Regions from separate parts of the Homo sapiens genome. Here region 2 is linked to region 1. A link is a contact called in ENCODE POLR2A ChIA-PET data. All regions are on one chromosome and are shown on one strand. The core of a region is the stretch at or near the end of the contact, and the rest is flanking DNA. Distances in the headings are between cores, read along the strand shown. Region 1 overlaps WIPF2 (WAS/WASL interacting protein family member 2). Region 2 holds the start of UBTF (upstream binding transcription factor).

What was found. ChIA-PET counts read pairs that join two places held with the same protein, here RNA polymerase II (POLR2A).
Region 2: POLR2A ChIA-PET joins it to region 1 with 10 read pairs in Caco-2. The contact joins the promoter of UBTF here to the enhancer-like site in region 1. POLR2A ChIA-PET finds 5 or more read pairs at or near these places in 2 of 52 experiments (Caco-2 and MCF 10A).

Annotation. Positions count from the first base shown.
Region 1 is chr17:40,281,008-40,286,562 of GRCh38, reverse strand. WIPF2 (WAS/WASL interacting protein family member 2) reads right to left here. Exons shown (of 8, transcript NM_133264.5): 8 at 2,427-5,555. Among named protein-coding and RNA genes, the nearest start is that of CDC6, 4.1 kb to the left of the region's middle. RefSeq lists enhancers at 3,646-4,580, 4,581-5,517. Within about 2 kb of position 2,747, at least 10 of the 41 ENCODE cell types and tissues checked have a DNase peak (open chromatin) inside an H3K27ac peak, as active enhancers do.
Region 2 is chr17:44,216,002-44,221,437 of GRCh38, reverse strand. It overlaps UBTF (upstream binding transcription factor), which reads left to right and starts at 1,763. Exons shown (of 21, transcript NM_014233.4): 1 at 1,763-1,993; 2 at 3,142-3,266; 3 at 4,734-4,909. The coding sequence starts at 3,209. The region is part of intron 1 of ATXN7L3-AS1 (ATXN7L3 antisense RNA 1); the gene reads right to left. RefSeq lists silencers at 327-546, 1,057-1,746, 1,873-2,037, 1,797-2,816, 2,867-3,036.

The sequences.
Region 1 (5,555 bases), core at 1,498-3,997:
GGGGGATGATTAGACAGATTCAGGTTCTAAACAGGAAGAGATGGTGGAGTACATTTCGTGAAGGCTTTTTAGCAGCTGAAAACTACAAAAGTGAAGAGAATGGGCTGCCATGAATGGAGAAAGTTACCACACAATGGAAGCTTTTTTTTTTTTTATTTTTGAGACAAGTCTCATTTTATCACCCAGGCTTGAGTGCCGTGCCATGATCTCGGCTCACTGCAATCTCCACCACCTGGGTTCAAGCCATTCTCCTGCCTCAGCCTCCTGAGTAGCCGGGACTACAGGCACGCGTCACCACGCCTGGCTAATATTTGAATTTTTAGTAGAGGGGTTTCACCATGTTGGCCAGGTTGGTCTCAAACTCCTGACTTCATGATCCACCCACCTCAGCCTCCCACAGTGCTGGGATTACAGGCATGAACCACCGCTCTTGGCCACAGTGGAAGCTTTTAAAAGGACTAGATGGTATTTCTGATGTCTTAGTAGGATAGTAGAACTCAGGAAGCAACCTTCACTGTTCGTATTTTTATAACATGGGCACCTAAGAATTGCCCTTAATAACCTGAAATGGTAATGTGTGCCCAGCCAGCTGTAAGGGGTGGTTATGGTAAACAACCTAGGAAGCTATGAGTACTTAGCATGCATATTGGAACCTATGAAAACACCAGGAAATGGCTGGGTGCGGTGGCTCACGCCTGTAATCCCAGCACTTTGGGAGGCTGAGGCGGGTGGATCACGAGGTCAGGAAATCGAGACCATCCTGGCTAACACGGTGAAACCCCGTCTCTACTAAAATACAAAAAAATTAGCCAGGCGTGGTGGCGGGTGCCTATAGTCCCAGCCACTCAGAAGGCTGCGGCGGGAGAATGGTGTGAACCCGGGAGGTGGAGCTTGCAGTGAGTGGAGATCACGCCACGCCACTGCACTCCGGCCTGGGCGACAAAGCGAGACTCCGCCTCAAAAAAAAAAGAAAAGAAGACACTAGGAAACATAGCAGTGGCCCAAGAAAAGCCTACAGGTGTAAATGACCACTGTGGAAGCAGGCAAATAATCACAGAATGTCAGGACTGAAAGGTTATCTACTTGAAGCTTTTCCTTTGCACTAATAATGATCCTCCAGTAACGTGATGCGTACACATCATATTGTTTCTTGCTTCTGTGCCTTTGTTTTTGCTGTTTCCTCTGTCTGGAATGCCACTAACCATCCATCTTCCCTGGCTAACTCCCATAAAGCCTTTTAATATCCTGCATAGGTTTCTCCTGGTAGCTATCCTGAAGTCTACTAAACTATGAGTTCCTTGGAGTCAAAGACCATGTCTTAGCCTTGCACAGTGGCATGCATCTGTAATTCCAGCTACTCGGGAGGCTGAGGTGGGAGGATCCCTTGAGCCCAGTTTGAGGACAGCCTGGACAACATAGGGAGACCCATTTCCAAGTTGGAAAAAAAAAAAAAAGACTTTTTATTTGGAGTCTCGCTCTGTCGCCCAGGCTGGAGTGCAGTGGCACAATCTCAGCTCACTGCAACCTCCACCCAACCGGGTTCAAGCAACTCTCCTGCCTCAGCCTCCTGAGTAGCTGGGATTACAGGCGCCCATAATTTTAGTAGACGGGGTTTCACCATATTGGACAGACTGGTCTCAAACTCCTGACCTCAGGTGATCCACCTGCCTCAGCCTCCCAAAGTGCTGGGATTACAGGCGTGAGCCACCGCGCCCGGCAAAAACAGACTTTTCATCTTCATATTGTAGATGCCTGGTACAGAGTAAAGTGTACAATAAGAGCTTGCTGAATGAAGGAATGGAAAGGACATTCTTGCCAAGTGGACATCCACCCTTTGCATAAACACTTGTGGCTGGAGAGCATACAGTCTTTTAAGTCTCACACCCCTAAGCCTAGGAATGGAGAATGAATTCAATTATGTGTGAAAATGATCCAGACTGGGCTCCAGTGATGTCAGAGGCAAAGCATTTCCCCAGTTGTCCTCTGGGGCAGTCAGAATCCTGAGGCTGACATATTTCTAGTTCTAATTCATTTTCCATAGTTCCTTTACCTCTCTTTGCAGAGTACTAGGAAGTTGGAGACAGGCAGCTTTCTTCCAGTGGGTCGTTTAGTTCATGGTTAGATTGGGTTGGGAAATACTTAAGAGGTACATTCATGGCAAGCAGCTCTGCCTCAGTAATGGAAGGAAAACTAGTGTCCTTATCACCTGCTAACTCATACACAGTATCATGGAGAAGGAATCAAATCACACTGGAAGAACCTGTCTGGCATCCTTTTGTGTGACTGTGTGTGTAGACACACACACACACACACACACACACACTAGCAATACCATCACAAGAAGACAGAATGAATTATAGGGTTAGGAAGTCGAAGGTCATTTAGGCAAGCTCCATTTGCAGGCTATTTCAAGTCAGGAGGAACAATTCAATCAATAAATAGGTAGTTTATTAACCATATTAATAACAATGATGGGTCAAATAATCGGAGATTCAGCCCATCTGGGAAGTACGGATGAAAATGAAAGGAGTCCTTTTTTTTCTTCCCCTCCCTCCCTCATCCTCATAGGTTTTTATATCTAAATTATGTGAGAGTGATTCATACACACACCCATTATGAATCAGTAAGAGAAATAACTTCAAGACCTTTGCTAGTGATGAAAGTGCAAGTTAAGCTCATTAAGCCTTAGTGGTTATGATGTCAGCTGACCACAGTAAGGAGAGAATGTCTGGTTGAATTTTTACACCTAAAGTCAAAGTTCAAGAAAACCAGCTAAGATTCAGCTTAAAAAGCAGTGACGAAAAACAGCCAACACCCACATAAAAACAGATACACACATTCTGTATGCTTTGTCCCCACCCTTCTTTTCTTTAGCCTCAATCTGAGAATCTGCCATGCAACACAGGTAGAAAGAATTATAAGAGATTCAAGGAAAAGGTCACAAGGCCAGGAAGCCTCCTAGGTTCCCTGAAATCGTGGGCAAAGGGGAGTTAGGTGGAAATATAAAATAAGGACTGGCTGGGTGCGGTGGCTCATGCCTGTAATCCCAGCACTTTGAGAAGCTGAGGTGGGACAATCACTTAAGCCCAGGAATTTGAGACCAGTCTGGGCAACATAGGGAGACCCTGTCTTTACAAAAAAATTTTCAAAATTAGCCAGGCATAGTGGTACACACCTGTGGTCCCAGCTACACGGGAGGCTGAGGTGGGAGGATCACTTGAGCTTGAGAGTTGGAGGCTGCGGTGAGCTATGATCACACCACTGCACTCCAGCCTGGATGACAGCAACATCCTGTCTCAAAAAAAAATAATAATAATAATAAAATAAGGACCATCAGAATCTCCCAGGAAGGGTAACTAGAACTCTAGAATTTTTTTTTTTTTTTTTTTTTTTTTTTTTTTTTTTTTTTAGTGCAGTGGCATGATCTCAGCTCAGTGCAACCTCCGCCTCCTGGGTTCAAGTGATTTTCCTGCCTCGGCCTCCCGAGTAGCTGGGACTACAGGCATGCGCCATGACACCGGTTAATTTTTGTATTTTCAGTAGAGACGGGGTTTCACCATGTTGGCCAAGCTGGTCTTGAACTCCTGACCTCAAATGATCCACCCGCCTTGGCCTCCCAAAGTGCTGGGATTACAGACATGAGCCATCGCGCCCAGCCAACTAGAACTGTAATTTTCAAAATACAGCTGGAGAGGAGGAGAGAAGACCCTCAGAAAGCTATAGATGAGTCTGCCCAATTCAGTAGATCTACTTTTTCAAGGGACCTGGAATCAAACCACTACACTTACCCAAATTATGAGGCAAAGGTTTTCTCCCCTCTCTGTGCCACCACCTGAGGCGGTATTCCAGACAAGAGTACACAATTTTCACTTTTTGTTTTTAAGCAAGGTTTTAATTAAGCTGCATGGCATCCAGAAGAGAGAAATGTACCAAAGAATCCAACCTGAGACCAGATTATACATTTTAGAGGGGGGAAAAAATCAATGCTATTTGGGAGAGGGAGCACTGTAATCAGAATATAACTCCAAAATAAATCATACAATAAATTATTTTCTAAAAGAAATTGATCCACATGCAGACAGATGAACACACACACGCACACGCGTGCGCACGCACACGTGTCATTCTAGTCATTTATTCAGTGTTGACTGTGACTTCCATGGAGGGCACCATGAGAAAGGAAAAGATTAGACATGTGAAAAGAAGGCTAGGCCCCATCTTGCCACCAGTGGAATGAGATTTAAGACCACTAGAGAAGGAACCCACTAAATTGCCAGAAACAAGAGTAGAAAGAAACAGCAGTTATCAAGGAAGATTTTAATTGCTTCAAAGAGGGAAAGGAAGAAAGCACAGAAATCTAATGCAAGTAAAGGCACAATGAATGTGGAGTTGAATGGAACCAAACCCTTCCTTCGGTTAAAGTTATCCTTTTTTTTTTTTTTTTTTTTTTTGCGTGTGGTTTTGATGGTGGTTGTAGTTTTGTTTCGTTTTGTTTTTAAGAGATGAGTCTTGAAGGCAGAGTTGTAATGGCCCTCCTCTCTCCCCTCCCATTCCCGAAATTAGGGTAGCTTAACAGAAAGCCACCTTGACCACATGGCCAGGGACTGAGATTCAATGGGGAAAGAAAGACTGTAGCTGGAATGTGAAGAATTTGATTTGCAGTTGATTGCAGGTTGGGTTTCCGGAAGGGCAGACAGCTCAATGTAGTGCCATCATAGGGCCTCAGATGCCCACACTCCACCCCCAGAGCTTCACAAAATGGAAGGACCCTGGAGTCACCCTTCTCCCCCACCCCCATAAGCACTCAGCCTACAGATTATTTCAAGTGATCAGGAGAATTAAAACACACCCCAACCCTGAGTTGCTCTTTAGCAAGTCTATTTACAATTTTTTTCTCACCTCTCCCTGGAGGTAAATCTGGGTTTCAAGTTGGGAAGCCATGGGGTGAGGGAGTTCCCCAGTGCAATGGCCGATGACGAGTATCCTTGCCACTGCCAGTTAACAGGGCTGGGATGAGCTCCTGTAGACAGCAGCCTCACATCCATCAGCTAGGGTAGCCCTAGGTTCTCACTCTGTTGGCCTACGCTGTGAAAATGATGGGGCTCTGCAGTGGAGCAAATCCCCATGACAGAGAAAATCACACCTGGAATATCAAAGTGCTTTGGTCCAGGTTCAGTGACCAGAGAAGAGGAAGAGGGGCATCTAGCTCATTTAAAAACCTGGAGGTTTGCCCTGCTTCCCAGACAGGGCAGTAAGAAACAACTATAACGTTTTTCCCATTAGGGAAAAACATCACAAAACCAAACCCATAGAAGGGCTTTTAACACAGCTTCCTGATGCTTAGCTGGGCAATGTCTCTTCCTTCTGTGGGGGGACAAGGGAGTTAATGGGACTGGGCAACAGCCTCAACATGAGACCACCCAATCTTCCACGAAAGAGACGACATTCCCACAAGCAGATAAAAAGAGCAGTTTAAAAGGTGAGGAGTTTTAGTGCTCTTGTAGCCAGCCCACCTTAAACCTAAATTAGAAGCTTTTTACAACATACAAAATAGA
Region 2 (5,436 bases), core at 514-3,013, 3.9 Mb before region 1:
GAGCTCGCTCTAGGCAGCTGGGCTTGGCCGGAGAATGGAGGAGCCACCAAGCGACCGGCTGATTGGAAGAGAAACGCAGAGCGATGGAGGCGGGGTAGGAGGACGATTTCTCTGCGGGGACTGGCGGCGGCGTACACGCCCGGGTCGGGCGCTGCAGAGCTTGGCTGGCTTTCAACCCGCGCTCGCCGGCTCCAGCCCCGCGCGCCCCCACCCCTAGCCCTCCCGGCGGCTCCGCAGGTGAGTGCGAGCTGGGGGCAGAAATATCCAAAAGTCTCAACATGCCCGCCCTGCAAAAAGAAAAAAAAAAGACGAAAACCATTTTTCTTTAAAAAAAAAAAATTTTTTTTGTGCAACCCCTAGAGCAGTGGGAGGGAAGGGGTGAGGCTGAGCCGCCCGGAGGAGGCGGAGGGGCCAGGCGAGGCCGGGGTGGCCCGGGAGGCGGCGGCGCCGAGGCGGCTCTGACGGGCAAGCGCTCGGAGCGGCGCTGCGCTGCGCCGAGGCGGGCGGGCGGGCGGGCGGAGCGGGGCGGGCGGAGCGCGGCGCGTGGGGCTCGCCATTAGCCGTCGCTCCGCTTCGCCATCTCGGGCTTTGTCTGGCGACTCGCTGCCCCGGCGTCGGCTGCAGCGGAGCTGCGGCTCGACTGTTCGGCCCGCCGTGCTCCCAGGTGCCCCCGGCCTGCGCTCCCATCCACACGCTCGGTAAGTGAGCCCGGGAGCCGCGGATTTCGGGGGAGAGGGGTTGCTACGAGTGGCGGCGGCGCCGATCTTCATGCGCCCGGGCAGGCCTGGAGAACCATGCCGGGCTGGATTGAACCGGCTCCCACAGCGGCCCCTCCGCCGGAGCCCGTCGTTCCCTTGCCGTTTCCGGGGTGTAAAGAGCAACGGGGATTTTTTTTTTTTAATGCAGAGGTTTTAGTTTTCGGGTTTTTTTTTAAGTTTCGTATGTGCCGTTCGGCAAGGAGAGGACCGCGAGGTAGGCACCGAAGCTGGACGCCGCGATCGGCGTGCGTGCGCCCCAAACCAGCGGCCACGCTCCGGGGGATGAGGGTGGGCGCGGACCGCTCGCTCCGGGAGGCGGGAGAGAGCTGGCCTGGAAGCCCTAGTCTGAGCTGGGAGAACTTGGGGGAGAGCTCCGGAGCAGGGCTGTGGGCGCCCCCCGAGCCTCCCCGGACGCCGGGGGCACCTCCGGGCACCCTCTCCGCGGCCGCACCTCGGCCCTCCCTCGCCGGCGAAGCCTGCTAGTTCCCCCGCGGGTCTGGCGAGGTCGCTCTCGGCGCCCGCCCGCCCGCCTAGGCTCCGAGCCCCGCCGCCATCCGGGCGGCTGCGTGTCTCCCTGCCCCGGCCCCCCCCCCCTTCCCCGGCGGCGGCAGCAGCAGCAGCAGCAGCCGCCGCCGCCGCCAGCACCACCACCACCACCCCCCTCCCCTCCTTCCTTCCCTCCGCCTCGGCCGCCCGGGTCCCCCCAGCTCCCGCCCCTCCTCCCAGCTGCCCCCCGCGGAGCCCGCCCGGGCAGGCTGTGGGAGGGAGCGGAGCCGGCGAGGCGGGCGGGCTGGCGCTCGCTCCCCGGGGGTCGGTGTGCGCTCTACGGGGAAGGACGCGCTCGCTGCCCCGCTTCTCCCGCCCCCCCTCCCGCTCCTCCTCCTCCCTTCTCCCTCCTCCTCCCCGCTCCGGCGGCTGAGGCTGCGGCGGCGGCGGGGGGTGTGCGAGCTGAGGCCGGGGCCGGCGGCGGGCGGGCTGCCTGCAGGCGGAGGGCGCTGTGCTTTGTGCTTTTCGCCGCGAGGAGCAGCAGGCAGCAGCCACAGCCGCCGCCGCCGCCGCCGCCGCCACAGCAGCAGCAGCCGCCGCCCCAGCGCCGCCGCCTCGCCCGGAGGAGGAGCCGCTGCCGCCGCGGGAGGGAGCTGCGGCTGTGCCCGGCCGAGCGGGGGAGGGCGCCGCCACTCAGAGCCAGGGAGGGAGCCGCTGGAGCGGGAAGCCCGGAGGCCGCGCTGCGCCGGGTAACCGAGGCGGCTGAGGACGCGCGCTGGGGTCGGGGCCGGACGGCGGGAGCGAACCGCGGGGTGCGGTGGGCGCCCAGCGGGGACCCGAAGCGACCACCGAGCAGGCGACCGGGCGCGAGCAGACCAGGGCACTTGGGAGGACGCCGAGAGCCGGGGGAGGGGAAGGCAGGAAGCGAGGCCTGAGCCGAGCCCCGGCCGCTGGCGGAGGAGCCCGCGCTTCTCGGAGCCGGCAGGCGCAGTTCTCCCCGGCCGCCGGAGGGGGCGGCGGGGCCGGTGAGCGCTGCGCCCCCGCCTCCCGGCCGCCGTCCTCCCGCCCTCTCCTTGGCTCGGCTCCCCGGAGGCCGGGGCGGGGGCGCCGGCGGGGCTGGGCCGCAGGCTCGGGGGAGGAGGCGGCGGTTCCCGCCGCGGTCGCGCCTCTGTGCCGGGCTCCTCCGTGCGCGTCGGGGTGGCTGGGCGGTGGCGGCGCCTCTGGCCGGGGTGGGTGGCTCGGGGGCGGGGGGCAGGCTAGGCCGCTTCTCTCCGGCTGCTTGCCCGCCTGTGCGGGCGGGGACGGCGAAGGGAGCCCGGGAGGGGGGAGCGGCGGGAATCCGGATCCGGTCCCCGGGGGCGGTGCGGCCGCTCCGCTCCGGGGCTGGCGGCGGCTGCGCTGCGTCCGGGTCCCCGCCGGGTTGCGGAGGCGGGGGGAACCGGCCGGGGGGAGGCGGGAGGAGGAGACTGGGGCGCGTGCCCGCTTCCGTGGCCGCGCGCGCCCTTTACCCGCCCTTCCTCTTCCCCCGCCCTCCAGCCTGGGGCCTCCCCGGGGCGGGCGCTCCGAGGAGGAGGAGATTTTTTCTTTTTTTTTTTTTTTGGCTGGGGTTGGGAAGCGGGGCGGAGGGCGGGCGCTCGCTGCACGCGGGAGCTAGGAGCAGGCCCTCGCGTGGCCAGGGGAGGGCGCGCGCCGCGGAGCCGGGCTGCAGGGGCTGGGGGAGGGGGTCACGAGGAAGAGGAGGGGCGCACTCCCATTCCCATAGACCCCTTAAGTCTAATAAGGTCATGGCTGAGTCTCTCAGAGTGTGGACCTGCCCCCTTCTACTCTGGGCGGTTAGAAAGTCGTTAGTCGTTCACCTCTCAGCCTTCCTGAGTGGGAACTGGTATGTCTTCCAAAGGGTGAGGTGGCTTTGACCCCGGGTTGCCCGGCCAGCACGACCGAGGAGGTGGCTGGACAGCTGGAGGATGAACGGAGAAGCCGACTGCCCCACAGACCTGGAAATGGCCGCCCCCAAAGGCCAAGGTAGGGGCATCCACCCCCGGCCCTCTGAAACTTAAACCCTCTTTCCCTCGTGGCTGCGGGGCTCACTCCCTTCTTCAAGGGCTTTTTCAGTCTGCATACACTGAACTGGGGGAGAAAGTGCCTTGAGTATTTATGAATCAAGCATCTCCCACACTTGGGGTTTGGCTGAATCCAAATTATTTGGCCTGGAGTGGCTCACCTCCCCTCTCTCCCTGTCCCTCACCCTCTGTGTTAGAGGAGGCCTGCCTTCTGGGGTTCCCATTCAGCCTGAAGTGTGTCCCAGCCCAGTGTCCTGGAATGGGAGGAAGGATGAGTGTAGAGGAAGGGTCAGGAAGGGGTTGGGGAAGGCTTCTCAGGCTTTTTAGGAAGACCATGAGGCTTTTGTAGAGGCAGGTGGAGAAAAGGGCTGTTTTGGTGGTTTTAGGCCCCAAGCCATGGGATATATGTACTCAACTAGATCTCTGCCTCATTCAGCAGTGATCCAGTCTAGATGGGGATAGAGAGTAGGATGAAGCTGGACAGCTGGCCATGCTTGTGGGACATTGAGGGGAGAGGGGATTATGGGTCCACGTGGCCCATTCTGCAGAATCTCTGGCCCAGGTTACCAGATGCAAATGAAAATGGAGAGCCCTTTTGACTTCTGGCCTTGGGTGGCTATTCTCCCAGCCCATCCACAGTGGCCTAGAGCTCTCTGGGGCTGCATTTCAGTGGCTGAAAAATAACTGTTCCAGACCTGTTCTTGCTTCCCTGGGTAGTTGGGCTGACAAGACAGCTTGTAATTCTGGGGGTTCTCCCTGGAGCAGGGCCCTGAGAGTTTCTGTGCACCTGCCTACCTTGCCTCAGAGCTGCCCTGTATCCTGCTTCTGCTTCTGTTTCCTTTTTCTTATTTGCCAGAAATTCTCCCTTGATCTGCTTTAAGGGGCTAGGGGGTGGTGGGTGTCTCTAACATTGGTTTCCAGCTGTGCAGGAGAGACATCTGCATGGATTTTCCTTACTGTCCACACCCCATTCTCAGTCGTTGCACATTTAGAATATCCACTCAGAACTTGAACTTGGCAGCACATTTAGATATATTGCTTCCCTGCTTCCCTCCTTCTCTGACAAGCTACCTCGTTTCCCACAAAGCCCTGAATCACTGTACCTTCATTTCCACCCCTCTTCCCCTTACAGCAAATAGCTGCCCGTTGCAGCTTGGCACAGTATAAATGATAATAGCCTTGAAGCAAGCCAGACTTGAGTTCGAGCCTGGCTTTCTAGGTATAGCATGGTCTGGACTGGAGTCCCTGCCCTGATCCAATATGGCCACAGTTTCCTTAGGGCTGAGCCATATCTTGTCTGTGCCTTCAGATGGGAAGCAACCAGGGGCTGGGATGCCCTAGGGAGGAAGAGTTGAGCACTCAAGAACTGGGGAACAGATCGGGGGGATAGCATGAGCCAGGCATGATGGCCTCTGTTACTCTTTACCAGACCGTTGGTCCCAGGAAGACATGCTGACTTTGCTGGAATGCATGAAGAACAACCTTCCATCCAATGACAGCTCCAAGTTCAAAACCACCGAATCACACATGGACTGGGAAAAAGTAGCATTTAAAGACTTTTCTGGAGACATGTGCAAGCTCAAATGGGTGGAGATTTCTAATGAGGTAACTGATCCCCCTTTTCTGACATACACACATACCCCCCACTCAGCGTGGTGGGGGAAGTGAAACAGGCTGTAAACAGGAAGGAAAGAGACCAGGAGAGGCATTCATGTGGTCTCCCGTTAGCTCTCTACCTGCCCCTTTGCATTTTGGGAGGTGGCACGGTTGACAGCACTGGCTTAAAGTTATGCCACTTTCTATCTGAGTGGTCTTGAGCCAAACAGCCTGAGCTGTGCTGAGATTGACGGAGGTGCTAGCATGCTGAGATTGACGGAGGTGTTAGCATGGACAACCAGGTTGAGGTCAGTTAGTCCCCTTGTTGCTGGCCTTTGGTGTGTACTGACTGCCTGGGCCTCTGCGGTAGGCATGGGCCAGTGCCTGGGTGTCATGCTGCCTGCTTCATTTGGCTGTTGGCCTCTGCTCTTCTTTGGTAAATTTAGTCTAGTAAAGAGTAGAAGAGACCCGTTATAAGATGGGGGTATACTACTGTGTGGCATTTTCCTTTTCCCAACTTCCCCTTCCTCCCACCC